Regions from separate parts of the Homo sapiens genome. Here region 2 is linked to region 1. Evidence: chromatin loops called from intact Hi-C (ENCODE). Cell type or tissue: CD4-positive, alpha-beta T cell. All regions are shown on one strand. Each heading gives the region's core, and the rest is flanking DNA. Links, peaks and the distances in the headings are about the cores only.

Region 1 (7,774 bases), core at 1,920-5,919:
ACCCAATCCATTTCATATATAATTGTCACTATGGTCTCCTTGAAGCATAAACCTGACCATGAGGCTGTCCTGCTGAAACCTCTCATAGCTCCCATTGTCCGGGGATGAAGGCATTATCCTGACCTACCAGCAGCTGCCTAAGTGGTATCCATGTTGAACCCAACAATTCTCAAGTAAGTCATGCTCCCCTGCACCCTGGGCCTTGGAGCTTCACACAGGCCCTTCCCTTGCCTGGTTTACTCTTCACTCTTGGTCCCCATGCTCACTCTCTTCCCTTGCATCTCATGTGCCTGGTATAGGATGCTATGCCTGGAATCCTCTGCCTGGCATCCCCTGCCCCAACCCTGGCAGGCTCAGACTCCTCCAAGGGCATTCCAAGAAAATATCTGCAGACTTCTCCTTTAGCACGTATCTCCCTGGAATGTTGTTACCTGGCCACCTGTCTGTCTTCCACACTGAATGATAAGCTTCGCAAGAGAATGCACCAGGTCACACTAATTTGTCTATCAGCAGCACCAAGAACAGTACATGGCATGTAGCATGACCTTAATAATTCATTCAAATGAGCAAACGGATGAGTGAGAGAAATGTGGGACAGCAGATGTTTAATCAGTGTTACTTCCTTCCTCCTTATACTCTCTCCAGTCTTGCCATGTTAGGCAAACGCCTAGCTTGTCTTGGGGAAGCCTGACCTGAATGCCAAGGCATGCTACACATAGGCTGCTCTGAGATCATGGGGTCTCCCTGACCTTCACTTCTTAACTCAACAGGCCATTGTGCAATTTTGCATCTCAGTTCTTGTTTTGGTTTATTTCTATGTTTATGTTTTTCATAATTGTTTCTGAAAAATAACTATTATTTTTAATGATTTATTGCTTATTTTAAAATTCTGACATTTCCCTTTGCATGTGTCTCTTTATCTTGCTGGGTCTTTCCCAGGCACATGAGATGCATGAACTAGAGTGTCTTTGTTCTGTGATCCCACTAATAACCCTTTCTCTCTCTTTTTTTTTAAGGAAGCCATGAAGTCTCGCTTGATGATGCATAAGAGTAGACAAAGGAGAAGGTGCCCAGAATTCACACTGTAATAGGCATGGCCTATGCCAAAGCTTTCAGTGTTTCCCCCTAGGCCCTGATTGGCATCTCTTTCCATTCTAAAAAATAACACACTTACAAAGATGTACTTAACATTGACACAGGGAACCCAGAGATACCGATTACAACATGTTCAATGGGCAGTTGGATCTGCATTTTATTAGTCAAAATAATCTATATAAGATTCCTTTTTGTGTCTATCTTAAAGGGTAATGAGGACTTCCAGTTTCAGCTCCAACAAGAAAAGAGCTTGGAAGTCAACGTTTTTGTCCCAACAAGAACAGAAAGTTGGACAAACTGAAAAGAAAGGACTTTTCTTTGACCCATTGATGAGGTGGCAGGGCAAAGCCACGCTGAGACCTGGAAAGACAGGGGTATCTGGACAGACATGGCAACAAAAATTTGCTTGCCTGGAGCTGAAGCCATAGGAGGCATAAACTGGCAGGATCATTAGATGACTGCTTTGGTGATTTGCTGGAGGTTGAAAGTGGACTGGTGTGAGAATGAGCAACTCCAGGGGCTGAAGTCTTAGGAAGAACCCCACAGCTCTGTGAGTTTCCAGAAACCCCAACAAGTTCTCATGGTGAGATTTCCTCATGGCTCTTACCAGGACTAATCATTATGACATACACCTAGAGCCTTCTCCAGTTCGAAGAGTTTCTCTCCAGGGAAAAGGATGTATCCAGAGCACCATTCTGAAGCTTGATCCCAGGCAGAGAAAGGGTCTGCCACTTCAGGCCCCTCCAGCCTTCCTATGGTACCTAAAAAAGGGTAGAGGTTGGAACACTGTCAGCCAGGATCTGGGATCTGGGCTTCAAGGAAATGGTTTGGGAATACTGAAGCCAGGAAAGGGAGTAGGGGGTGGAGGGGAAAACTGTACCACTGTTTTATTCATTCTAGAAGTGGAGCAACACTTGCAAAGGTCACAACCCCGAGAAGCAAGGCCACCAAAATACTGAGATTTGATCAGATTATAGAATGGTCCCCTGCCACAACATGTTACCATCACACTTTATCGTAACACTGGATAACAACGGAAAATGTTGCATGTTGCAGACTCTCTGAGGTGGAGTCCATAGGGAAGTCCAAAGTCAAGAGGTGAGATCAAAACAAGCACACTAGAGGAACTGGAAGCTTCTGTTATTTACAGCTGCAGCAAACATTAAACACAGCCCAACTCCTACTCAGATTAACATAAATCCCCACATTAAAGGCTGATTTACCACAGTTTCTATTGCCCCATACATATCTGACTTTCAACAAAACATCACAAGTCCCACTAAAAAGAAAGATAAAACACAGTCTGAAGAGATAAAACAAGTGTTAGAAATAGATTCAGAAATGGCAAAGATGTTGGTATTATCAGACAGGGAATTTAAAATAACTATGAAGCAAGAGCTATTTTTTGAAGCAGTTAATACCACTTAAACCTTTGTTTCTCTAAATTTAAAGAAAACTACTGCTAGAATTGTTGTCTGTTGTGTAAATTAAAATAATTAAAGCAAAAACATTTGAAGAAAAGATAATTCAGAGAGCATAAGACATGATACAAAGAACCCAGTGAAAGAGTGGCATATTACTTAATAAACTGACTGAAACAAAAACAAAATGGCAATTAAAGTCAATGAGGTCATCTTTTCTTTTCTTTTCTTTTCTTTTTTTTTTTTTTTAGAGACATGGTCTCACTCTGTTGCCTAGGCTGGAGTTCAATAGCACAATCACAGCTCACTGCAGCCTTGACCTCCTGGCCTCAAGCAATCCTCCTGCCACAGCTTCCTGAGTAGCTGGGATCACAGGCACATACCACCATACCTGGTTATTTTATTTTATTATTTTTTAGAGAAAGGGTCTTGCTATGTTTCCCTGGCTGGTCTCGAAGTCCTGGCCTCAAGCTATCTTCCTGCCTTAGCCTCTCAATCAACTTTTCTATTAAAGACAATTTTCTTTGCCTTTAGTCAAAACCTCAAACCAAGCAAAAAGGAAAAGCTTAATAGTTGACAAAGAAAGCCTAATACTGTAAAAATGGTGAAGGAAAGCAGCTTTTCCCGTTCCATGCACTCTCTGAGTGTGGACCTACTTGTCCTTTGCTCCAAGGAGTGATTCCACCTCTGTGGGGATCACTCAGCTCCAGTCAGCACTCCCTGGTACAGGTGGAGAGTTATGATTGTCTGGAATCCTCCCTCTCCCTGCTTGCCCTGTGAGCTGCCTCCTATGTGTTTCCCACTTCTTGCCTCTTGGTGATCCTGTCCAGCATCCAAAACTTTATAGGCAAGCCCTTTCAGTCTTTCAAGGAATATATCTTCCCATGCTGCCTGGATCATCTCAGACATAAGAACATGACAGGTAGGACTGACTTGTGCCTTGTCAACTTGGCACTACAGTTCTTGTCTAAGGCCCCAAATGATATTTCCCAGAATGACCAAGGAGGAATTGATGTGAGCTTCCCAGGGTGGGAAGGAGGCAGAGGTCATTATCAGAGGTTGGTGTGGGCAGACACGCTGACAGATAGATGCTGAGCTGCCTGTTGGGCCCCAGCATGGCCTCACCTTGCTCTTGCTCTATGGCCAGCTCATCTTCCCATAGCACCGCCAAGACTGCCCCCAAGTGCTTAGCTGTAGGTCTGCAGAGGCAGTGGTTCCTACAGAGGGAACAGTTTCCACTGTGGGTCCACTGCAATGAGCTCCCCCTGCAGGGTCCCACTTCAGTGACTGGGTGTGTGTGCTTTTCAGATTTCCCCACAAGCTCAGGCTCATCCAGCCAGGCAGCCGGGCTCAAGAGGTCAACAAAGGCTTCCCTGATCCTCCAACTTTCCCCACTCCTCCTCACCCTTTACATTACTAGATCTTTTCCTGTCCATGTAAACGCTCATTCTTTTTTTTTTTAACTTTTATTTTAGGTTTGGGGTACATGTGCAGGTTTGTTATATAGGTAAACTTGTGTCATGGGGGTTTGTTGTACAGATTATTTCCTCCCCTCACTATTAAGCCTAGTACCCAGTAGCTATTTTTCCTGATCCTCTTCCTCCTCCCACTCTCCACCATCAAGTAAGACCCAGTGGGTGTTGTTTCCCTCTATTTGTCCATGTGTTCTCATCATTTAGCTCCCACTTATAAGTGAGAACATGCAGTATTTGGTTTCCAGTTCCTGTGTTAGTTTGCTAAGGATAATGGCCTCCAGCTCCATCCATTTTTCTGCAAAGGACATGATCTCATTCTTTGTATGGCTGCATAGTATTACATGATGCATATGTACCACATTTTCTTTATCCAGTCTACCATTGATGGGCATTTAGGTTGATTCCTTGTCTTTGCTATTGTGAATAGTGCTGCAAAGAACATTCACATGCGTGTGTCTTTGTGGTAGAATGATTTCTATTCCTTTGGTTACATACCCAGTAATGGGATTTCCGGGTTGAATGGCAGTTCTGTTTTTAGCTCTTTGAGGAATCACCATACTGCTTTCCACAATGGTTGAACTAATTTGCACTTCCACTGACAGTGTATAAGCATTTCTTTTTCTCCTCATCCTCACCAGCATCTGTTACTTTTTTGGCTTTTTAGTAATATCCATTCTGACTGGCGTGAGATGGTATCTCATTGTGGTTTTGATTTGCATTTCTCTAATGATTATCCGGGATGATTGCACTGAGCAATCGCTTACCTGCATCTCTCTGGGGTGAAGTCCTCAGGAGACACGCAAAGACCCTTGGTCACAACCACTATTAAGATCCCTTCCTTTGCTGCCTCCAAGGTGGAGAAGAACCATAAACCCTGAGATCACCCCAGAGCTGAAGTGGGCAGCCCAGGAGTGTCATGCCACTATCTACAGCCAGCACTGAAGTGGGAGAGGAGCCCACACTTTCAGAGCATTGAGAGGGAGCATGGCTTCAACTATGAGGAAATATAGTGGAGCCACATGACTGAGCAAGAGCCTATTAGCTGACCAATACACCTGAGCACTACCCACTAGATTACATCCCAAAGTTTCAACACCAAAAATACCTCCCTAACACACCCCCTGTGAAACCAAAGACAAGAAGGCAGCTACAAGTCATTCTTATTGTCAGGATATTTGAGGTGGTTCTGTTTCCCTGACTGAACACTGACAGATACAGTAGACTTCCAAATGTGTTTTATGAAGTTAGTTTCACTTTTTGCTATCAAACCCACCAGAATGGCAAAGAAACTCCAGATCAATCTCTTATTTGAATAGGAGAACAAAAGTACAAATGAAATTACCCATGGAAAAAAACTAGCAGGACTTTAAAGGAATTATAAATTATAACCAAACATAATTTGTTCTAGGAATGCAAAGTGATTTAACATGCAAATATTACATTAACATATTAATATAATTAAGCATATTAAATACAAGATTGTGGTAGGCAGAATTCTAAGATGACCCCCAATGAAATTATATAATCCCTGTTTTTTGACTATGGTTGGAAAGTGTAACTTTCTTCTAATCAATAGAATCTTTGGCAAAGATGAAAGGGTTTTGCAGATGTAATTACAGCTCCTAATCAGTGGAGTTTGAATAAATCAAGAGATTATCTTGACCTAATCAGGAGGTCCTAACTGGCAGAGAGTCTTCAACAGAGGTAAGCATGCTCTCTCTCTCTCTGGCTTTGAAAAAGTAGGCTGCCTTGTTGTGAGATGTGGCTTTACAGAGGAGGCCATATGGCAAGGACCTGAGGGCAACTTCTAGGATCTGAGACTGGTTCTTGGTCTACGGCTTACAAAACAAACAAACAAACAACAACAACAACAACAACAAGACTTTGGCAAAACAGCCATAAGGGAATGAGTTCTGCCAACAACCTGATTCAGCTTAGCAGTGTATTATTTCCCAACTCAAAAGTCCAGATAGAAACACAGCCCAGCTCCTACCTTGATTGCAGCCTTATGAGACTCTGAGCAAAGGGTCTAGCTAAGCCGTGCTGGACACCTGACCCATGGAAAACATGTGCTGTTCTGAGTCACTGAGATGATGACAGTCTGTTATGTGGCGAGGGAATGATACTACACTGTTAAATAAATAGATACCTGTATTGGTTAGCTGCAAAAGTTGGTTTAAAAAAAACAGTCCCCAGACTCAGTGGCTGTGATGGCTAATTTTAGGTGCCCATTTGACTGGGTTAAGGGATACCCAAATAGCTGGTAGACCATTACTTCTGGGTATATCCGTGAAGGTGTTTCTGGAATAGATTGGCATTTGAATCAGTGGACTGAGTAAGGAAGATCCACTCTCACTCAGTTAGGGTAGACTCCATCAATCAGCTGAAGACCTGATCAAGCAAAAAGAAACAGCAAATTTGCCCTCTCTCTCTTCTGGAGTTTAGACACCTATCTTCTCCTGCTCTTGGGCATCAGACCTCCAGGCTCTCCTGCTTTTAGACTGTAGGATGTGCACCATCAACTCCCAGGTTCTCAGGCTTTAGGACTTGAACTGAGCCATGCTACCAGCTTCCCTGATTCTCCAACTTGGAGATAACCTGTAAAAGAACTTCTTGGCCTCCATAATTGCATGAACCAATTCCCCCTTCTCATTGGTCAGTCTATCTATCTATCTATCTATCTATCTATCTATCTATCTATCTATCTATTATCTATGTATAGATTATATATCCATCATCTGTCTATCTATCTAGTCTATCATCTGTCTGTCTCTCTCTATCTCTCTATGTATCTATCTATTATCTATCCATCTATCATCTGTCTATCTATAATCTATCCATCTATCATCTGTCATCTATCCATCTATCTATCTATCTATCTATTATCTATCTATCATCTATCTATCTATCTATCTATCTATCTATCTATCTATCTATCTCCTATCAGTTCTGCTTTTCTGGAGAACCCTGAATAATACAGATGTTTTAAACAACAAAAATGTATACTGTCCATGTCTGTGGGTCAGCTGGAGGTCAGCTGATCTAAGCTGGATTCATCTCAGCCTGGCTTCAACCTGCAATTTGGACCATTTAAGCAAGTCACATATCTGTTCCCAATAACAGCAGGGCAGAAAAATCCACTCTTCCTCTCACAGAAGAAACTGTAAGGTTTCACTGTAAATCATGGGTACAGAGAAGGCTGAAGAAATGGGAGGAATGATACAACCTACTGCGATACCTGAATGGTATTGAAAAGAATCCAACACTAATTACTAACTTTATGTAGAAAAAAAAAGAAATAAAGAGGATGAATAAAGAGGATGTCCTAACCAAGCAAATGTAATCGATGTTAACATTTAACATTCGTCTAAGAGGTAATACCATAGAGGAGTCCTGAACCAGGTTTCATGGACTTTGGCGATTGGTGGAAGCCTATATAGAGACGGTTGAGAGAATTTTGAAGGCTCAGGAAGTCAGATTGTGAGTGCACATTTGCTTTATCTGGAGGATGGAATGAACATCTTTCATCAGATTTTCAAAAGGCCTCTGACCTCCCCCATACTAAAGAAAAATTTGGTAATTAAAAACCACTGCACTAGAGGCCTTCTCATTAAAATCAAAAATAATATCAGCAATGATAGCATGTAGAAATAAGAGGAATAAGAGGAGAAACTAGGAGGACAGAATGGTATTAACATTATATATCTATAAGATGGTTGTTCTGCTTATAAAATCACATCTTCATTCTAAGGAGCTGAATTTTTAAAACATCAGAATGCATTG
Region 2 (7,774 bases), core at 2,483-6,482, 1.2 Mb before region 1:
GTTAGCTTTTGCAGTAGCACCGTGCCCAAGGTATTCTTTTGGAGATGCCCTTCTCTTATCACATGCCTTACTTGGGACAGATGGGTTTTCAGTTCAGTGACCCCCACCTGGAGTCCCAGATACCTCTATCCACACAAGTACCTCCTCCTCTGGTGCCTTTGTATTCATTCATCCAGGTGGCACCCCAGGCATTAGGACACCGGCTGAATCCCCAAATTGCCTTGCACAGAAGAGCCCCATCCTGAGCCTATGGTCCCCCTGGTGCACACAGAGCAGCCCCCTCCAGGTTTGGGCAAGGATAATGGAAGTTGCGAATTTACCTCTGACATATTTGACCCCAGTGTCTCAGCCCCCAGATGGCACAGGACCTGCCTCGGACTGTGTCCTCAGGGCCCAGCCCACAGTTCCTCCATCCTCCACCACCCCAAGGGCTTTTTCTGGCTACAAAGAAGCAACTTCCCCAAGGGAGGGACTGGGCAAGGGCAGACACAGATCTCTTGAGAAACTGGGGACCAAGTGCATGGTAAAATGGGATTATGGGCTGGGTAGCGTGGCTCACGCCTGTAATCCCGGCACTTTGGGAGGCCAAGATGGAAGGATCACTTGAGTGTTTGAGACCAGCCTAGGCAACGTAATGAGACCCCCTTCTCTACAAAAAATAAAAATAAAAAAAATGTAGCTAGGTGTGGTGGCATGCACCTGTGATCCCAGGTACTTGGGAGGCTAAGGCAGGAGGATGGCTTGAGCCCAGAAGGTCGAGGCTGTAGTGAGCTGTGATCAATCACATCACTGCACTCCAGCCTGGGCAACAGACAAAGACCCTGTCTCATTAAAGAAAAAAATAGTTAATACTGGAAGAAATGGGACTATGGAAACAGGAGAGGCAAAGATGAGTGTAATTTCTGGGACATAAGATGTGCAGGCCTGTAATAGGCACCTCAATTTTATAAGAATTATCTTAAGAAAATAGTTTGATTAATTTTTATCATGCAAGAGATGATAATGACTTTAAAATGATTGAGGAGGAAAGACATCATTTTCCTCCCATATAAATATAGTGGGATGACATTAGAACCCAGGAGGAAATAAATCCTGGAAATCTATTAGTTAATCTCCAAACCCTGAAAAAAATGTGTAAGACCACATAGATTTTGTGCTTCCTTCCATGACATGGTGCATTGGATGCAGGAAAACTTTGCATGTGCATTTTTGGGAGAAGTGTGATTTCTATGCTGACACCTGTGAAGGTGGACATGAAAGCTCCTGAAAGTGTAGATGACGATCATGATTCAACAGAACGCTCTTCTTTCTTTGTTTAGCCACTGACTGTCCAGCGTTTTGGTTGGACTCAAGGCCAATGCACAAGATGATTTCTGGGCTGGGGAGAATGGGGGGTGGTGTATCCTGAGGGCAATCCCCTTAGCCTGATTCTCTATTTTCAGGGACATCCAGATCTCCTGAGGGATGAGCTACCAGAGCATTCCAGCTGACAAGGGGCTCAGAAAAGAAACACATCAAGATTCCACCCCCACGACGGTTGCTTACTCAGTTAGCAAGTGTGAACCGCCAGTGCCGCCAGGTTCCCCGCACCAGGCCACTCCAGGCCAGGCACAGCTCGTGCAGTGACCTCCTGAATCGGCCTCCCTGCTGCAGTTCTGGCACACTGGGTTCCATTCTCAACCGGGAGCTGGCGATATCCTGGGAAAATGAAATCAGGTCTCGTCGCTCTCACGCACAAAGTCTCCAACGGCTCCCATCATACACAAAAGAAAATCCACACTCCCTCCTGTGCCCCAGAAGGTTCTCTGGGCTCTTGCCACCTGTCCCCTCCCCTACGCCTCTCCTTCGCCTTCTCCTTTTCAGCCACACGGGGCTCCGCGCAACTGTTCCGCAGGCACACCAAGCCCCTCCCCTCCTCGGGCCTTCGCCTCGGCTGTTCCCTCTGCGGGGAAATGCTTGTCCCAGATTCACAGGTGACTCGCTGCTCACCACACTCAGGTCTCCTCACCGTCACCTCCTCTGAGTGGCCCTCCCGGAACCCCTCCCTAGCATAGCTCCTTCCCCAGCCGGTCGGTGACCCTCGCCCTGCTTCCCTCCACAGCAGGCCATGGAACATCCCCACGGGGCTGCTTTCTTGGTTTGTTCCTTTTCAGTTTTCCTAACCGTGGAGCTTATCGACTGCTCTACAAGGGCAGGGCTTTGTCTTGTTTACAGCTGTTGCCAGGCTTGAACGTGCTTTGCTCTGAATGTGTGTTTTGAGAGTATTGGATTTAAAAAATGAGCAAATGAATGAGCATTGTCTTTTTTTTTCTTTACTTTTTTTTTGGTAGAATGGAGGCTGGTCTCGAACTCCTGGCCTCATGTGATCCTCCCGCTTTGGCCTCCCACAGTGCTGGGATTACAGGCATGAGCCCCCTTTGCCTGGCCTGAACAAACACTCTCAAGTAATGCTGGTGGGAACGTAAAATACAATATTTCTAGAAAACCACTAAAACTATTTTTCTTCTAAACAATTGATAAAAAATTGTTAAATATATAAAGAAAAAAGAATATTAAAGCAGCCAAAAGAATATTAAAAATTACTTGTAGTCCACCTGCCATTATTATTATTTAAAGGAATACCTTATAGGTTTTTTTTTCCTATGTGTGTAGAAAGCATGGTTACAATGTAACTTGCTTTTTGCTATAAAGCAGTATTTTATGAGACCTTCTTGAATATTAAATGTTAAGACATCCTTAAATGTTAATTTCTACAACATTACTATTGAGGACTTGATTGTATTATCTTATGATATTATATAATCTATGTAAAATCTGGTTGCCTATTGTTGGACATTTGGTTTGTTTCTGATAGCAATGAACAATCTTACAGGTGAATCTTTGTACATACCCATGATAGATTCCTTTGGAAGTAGAATCTTTGGGTCACGTGTTGTAAGAATTTTGATCATATTGTGAAATTACCCTTTATAAAGTTTACCAGTTACCTGATTTACCCTATCACCTGTGGTGTTGAAAGGATTCGTTTATCCATCCTTGACAATACAATCATTGTTTTTGTGTTTATCAATATAGGGACAAAATTTTCTCATTTTTGTTTTAATTTGCATGTCTTTTGATTATTAATAAGACTAAACATCTTTTATATGTCTATCATTTGTATTTCTTTTGGTGAATTGCTATTCATGTCCCCAATTCTATTGAAGTATTTGTCTGTTCTTCATTTGTGAGAAAGCTCTACACACCTGGGGCATTAACCTTCTTTCTGTTATGTATATTGAAAGTGTTTTTTTCTCCTAGTGTTGGTTTACCTTTCAATTTCAAAATTATATTTTTCACATGTGGGTATTTTAAATTTGTGCACCTCAAATCTGGGCATTTTAAAGTTTTTAGCTTCTGCCTTTGCAATTGGACTTAGAACTTCTCTATTACCATATATGTAAATATCACTTTTATAGTTTCACTTAAAAATTTAAATCTTTAATCCTTATAGCATTCATTTGAATATGTGGTATGAGGTAGGACACTAACTTTTCTTGTTTTCTGAATGAGTGGCAGATTGTACCTATAACTTCATCAATCAGCCATCCTTTTCCCACTGATATAAAATGGCTTTATGTTAAAATGTAAGTTATTGCCTATTTGCTCCCTTTTGTGCTCTCTATTTTGTGCTTCACTGTTTAAATTATTGTAGCTTTCTGTGATATATGTTAATATCTTTGTTGAGGAAGTCTCCTCTCTTTTTTCACAAACATGTTTTTTGGAGATTTTTCCTTATTTACTCTTTCACATGGAATTTGGAATCAATGTGACAAAATATCAAAAAAGCTTTGATGGAATTTTTATTGGCCTTGCATTCAAGTGAAAGATGAGATGAGTGGGGACTGATATGTTGGTGATACAGTTTTTCTGACCACTCATTTGAGCACTATTTTATATTCACTCATCATTTTAAATAATATTCTCCACATAGGTATTATACATCTAGAAAATAGTAATGCTACTAAGAGCTTTAAAAATGTTAATTCTCAGCTGGGCGCAGTGGCTCACACCTGTAATCCGAGCACTTTGGGAGACTGAGATGGGCAGATCACCTGAGGTCAGGAGTTCGAGACCAACCTGGCTAACACAGTGAAACCCCGTCTCTACTAACAATACAAAAATTAGTCGGGTGTGGTGGTGCGTGCCTGTAGTCCCAGCTACTGAGGGGGCTGAGGCAGGGGAATTGCTTGAGCCAGGGAGGCGAATGTTGCAGTGAGCCGAGATTGCTCCACTGCACTCCAGCCTGGGGCATGGAGCCAGAATCCATTAAAAAAAAAGTTAATTTCTTTTCATTTAATAATTCTGCCTTTATTGATGGATCTTAACAATATAAACAAAAGTTTCTGAATAGAGGTTTCAGTTATAGCATTATGCACAAGGATGAAAACATTAGAAACTCTTTAAATGAGCAATTGGGAGATGGTTCAGTAACTTTTGGTGCAGTCCCAAGTTGAAATATTACACAGCCCCTAAAAAGATATCTGTGAGGCTATCTTGTGTGACAATAACTTTCGTTTAAGTGATACCTAGGAAATCAAGGTTTAATATTGTAGGAAAAGCTTTGTATTTCATAGGTACACAGAAGACATCGTAGAATGCACATAAAGACTGGAGATAATTGTACGAAAACGTTAATAAGAGCGGTTATCTCTGGAAGAGAGGTTATGATGAACAAAAATGATTATTTTAAATATGGGAGCTCTCTGTCCTTTCGAATGTCCCTGTAATTTGCACGCACATTGAGCGAAGGGCGCAAAGCGAACATTGGCGGGCAGCGAGCGGGCGGGAGAGCCGGGCGGTGGGGCCGGTGCAGTCCCGCGCGCGGCCGGAGGGTGGCAGTGTCCGCTCGCAGACCCGTGGCGAGCGGCCTGCTGACCTCTGTCGGCCTCGGCCGCCTCCGGTTTATCACCGATCGCAAGAGCGGAATGAACATATTTACTTGTGTTTTGCTTTCCACTTATAATATCTAGTGGCATGGGAGGGAAATGAAAACAATTGTTCATAGGGGAAATTTATGAGCTTCATCTGGCTGCGTGATTTCCGCAGTTGCCCCGCCGCCGCCCGGGGACTCGGTTGCCTTCTGCATCCTCGGGCGAGCAGGAATGCGCTTTTCCAGCTGCCAGGGCGGCCCGGCGGGGCCCTCGGAGCGGGTTTTGGTGGCAGCTGCCTCGCAGAAGCAGAACTTGGCAGGCTCCCTTTCCTTCCCCTTGAGTTTGAGAAGGGCCCCAGGTTCCCTGTTTTCGGGGTGTCAGGGTGCTCCTGGGTTCATGCTGCGCTCCCCGGGGGTCCGGATGAGCCAGCGTTTCTTGACAATCCAGGGATGTCCCTAAAACGCGGTCCCCTTGTTGGACTAGGGTGGGGCAGGGCTCTGCGGACCTTCAGACCCTCGGGAAGGCCTCTCCCGGGTCATGGTAGCGGGTGGAGGGTGGGGGCAAGTCCCTTCCCCTGCGATGCCAGCTGCATCCTGGGACCTGGGGTCTCATTTCCAGAACAGGGGCGGGGACCCCACGAAAGGGACGCCTGAGGGCTGAGGGTTTTGCTGGAGCTGCCTGTCTTTAGAAAAGGGCAGGAGATGGGGGAGCTTCTATCCCTTTCCAACCCGGCTGAAAGCAGGGCCCCTGGCTTAGCGCGATTGGACCGCAGGTGCTTGCTGGGATGGAGGAGACGAGGGGGAGACCTGTGGTGTCTTCAGACGCCTGGGGCCTCAGGCTCACAGCACTTGCTCCTGGGAACCTACCCTGCCTGAAGCTCAGCCCTAGGCAGGAACTTTCTTCTGGAACTGAACCGTTATGTCACCCTGATGAACGGCTCCCTCCCAGGCTGTGGACTGTGCCGTGCCCAGCCTAGGCAGAGAGCAGGCTGGGGGCTTACCCTCCCGGTGTGAGCTGTGCCTAAAGAGGGGAAGCCAGGCCCACTCTAGCAGGTGCCAGGAGCGTAGAAGAAGCGAGATATTAAAACCACAAACCGCAGCGACTGCCAGGAACACACTGCAAGTGGGCTTTGATATGGAGACTCATGTCATTGGATGCACGTCAGGGCATGTATGTGTGTGTTTTTGTGGGGTGCTGATCATCTTTATATTAGGAAGAGCTGTTCATGGTTATAATGGATCTAGGATTCTCCCTTCTTTCTTTCTTTTTCCTTCCTTCCTTCCATCCTCTCTTTCTTCCTCTCCCTTTTTTTCTCCTTCCTTCCCGCTTCCCTCCCTCCTTCCCTCTATCCTTCCTTCTACCCTCCTTTAATCCCTTCCTCCTTCCTTCTTTCCTTTTTCTCTCTTTTTTCTTCCCTTCTTCCTTCCCTCTCTCCTCCCTTGCTCTTCTTTCTGTTTTCCTCCATCCTTCCTCCCTCCCTCCTTCCTTGCTTTCTTTCTCTCTTCTCTCCCTTCCTCCCCCTCTTTTCTCTCTTTCTCACTTTCTTTCTCTTTTTTTCATTCATTCTTCCTCTCTCTTTCCCTCCCTTTCTCCTCCTCTTTTCTCTTTCTTTCTCTTTTTTTAAAATTCATTCTTCCTCTGTCTTTCTCCTCCTCCTTCCCTTCTTCTTTATTTCCTTCTCTTTTTCCTTCCCTCCCTTCTTCCTTCCCACCCTCCCTCCCTTCCTTTCCCAGCTTGGGGGAGGTTTCCTTGAAGTGGGTCTTTGTGCCCGTGGGATTCTAGGAAGCCAAAGTGCACAGGGTCCTTGCTCCCTGGCCTCACAGCCACCTCTTAGCCAGGACTGCTCTAGCTCTCTGCCTGCAGGGATGTGCCAGGATGCTGCTGCTGCCGGGAGCAGTGTCAGGGTCACTTTGGAGGAAGTGACCCCCTGGCCCTACCTGTTCCAGGCAGACAGGTGAGCCTTTGGTGCCAATCAGCCGGCTTGGTGGGACTAAATTGCCCTGGGGCCACCTCAGCCTTTCCCAGGGACCGAGGTTCACTTCGTCTAGGACTGGTTTCCTCTAAGTGATGTTTACTCTGGCAGAAACATGAGAAGGGGAAACTGGTTCACTCTCTGTCTTGGAGAGACTATTTAAAGAACCTGTGCAATTGCTGGTGAGGACCTGGGCTTTGCATGTGCCAGAGCTGGTAGGTTGGTTCTTTGGGGTCTCTGGCCCACGGGACCCTTCCTAGGCTCATTACAATCCACCATGTTTCCCCAGCAGCCTTACAATCGAATTACTCAAAATTGCACTGCTTTATTGCATACAGCTCAACTCCAAGACAAGCAAAGGCCCAGATAATGAACAATTATTTATGACAAATTATTACCTTTACATATAAGATTAACAATTTCTATTAAGCTCAGTATAGGTGACAACCTCTCTTAGAAAAATGTGTGTGCAGTTCAGCAAGTGCCAGCTTGAAGGTGAGGTATGGAGGGTGCTGCGTTTGTGGGTGCACCTGCTGGCTGTTCCGGAGGGTGTATTCCAGGCCAAGGGGAGCCCTTGGCTGATGGGCATGAGCTGTCAGGCCACTCTTTCTCCCAAAGGCAGCCATGTTCCCGTCTCAGCTTGGAGGCTGGCAGTTTTGATGGGGCTTCCAGCTTTCTTCATCTCCTTTTGAATGTATAATAATGAAAGCACTAAAGAATGTGAAATGTTTCTTTAATTGCATTTAAGGTTAAAAAATTCTGTTTTGTTTGAAACTGAACTTAACTTTTAAAATTATTTATGGACTCAATAACGTATGTTTGGGTTATTGAACCCTGTCTCCATGCTTGCTTTTGTGACTAGAATCCTCTCCCAGCTAATTATAACATA

Evidence for each region. Hi-C counts contacts between places; a loop is a spot of excess contacts. Peaks named below come from ENCODE experiments on the same cell type or tissue, not always from the same donor. Only the 100,000 strongest peaks of a DNase experiment are listed, where the experiment ranks them.
Region 2: a loop joins it to region 1, with 36 times the contacts of the local background. A loop is called at or near these places in 9 of 110 quality-filtered maps.

What each region holds. Positions count from the first base shown.
Region 1 is chr19:31,050,590-31,058,363 of GRCh38, reverse strand. No RefSeq gene overlaps it. Among named protein-coding and RNA genes, the nearest start is that of LINC01791, 110 kb to the left of the region's middle. In CD4-positive, alpha-beta T cell, for the core only: no CTCF peak of the experiment used is centred there; a DNase peak (open chromatin) is centred at 3,713.
Region 2 is chr19:32,221,896-32,229,669 of GRCh38, reverse strand. No RefSeq gene overlaps it. Among named protein-coding and RNA genes, the nearest start is that of ZNF507, 120 kb to the left of the region's middle. RefSeq lists a silencer at 4,777-4,836. In CD4-positive, alpha-beta T cell, for the core only: CTCF peaks have their summits at 4,653 and 4,854 (motif pointing right); a DNase peak (open chromatin) is centred at 4,899; H3K4me3 peaks cover 429 bases; H3K27me3 peaks cover 2,017 bases.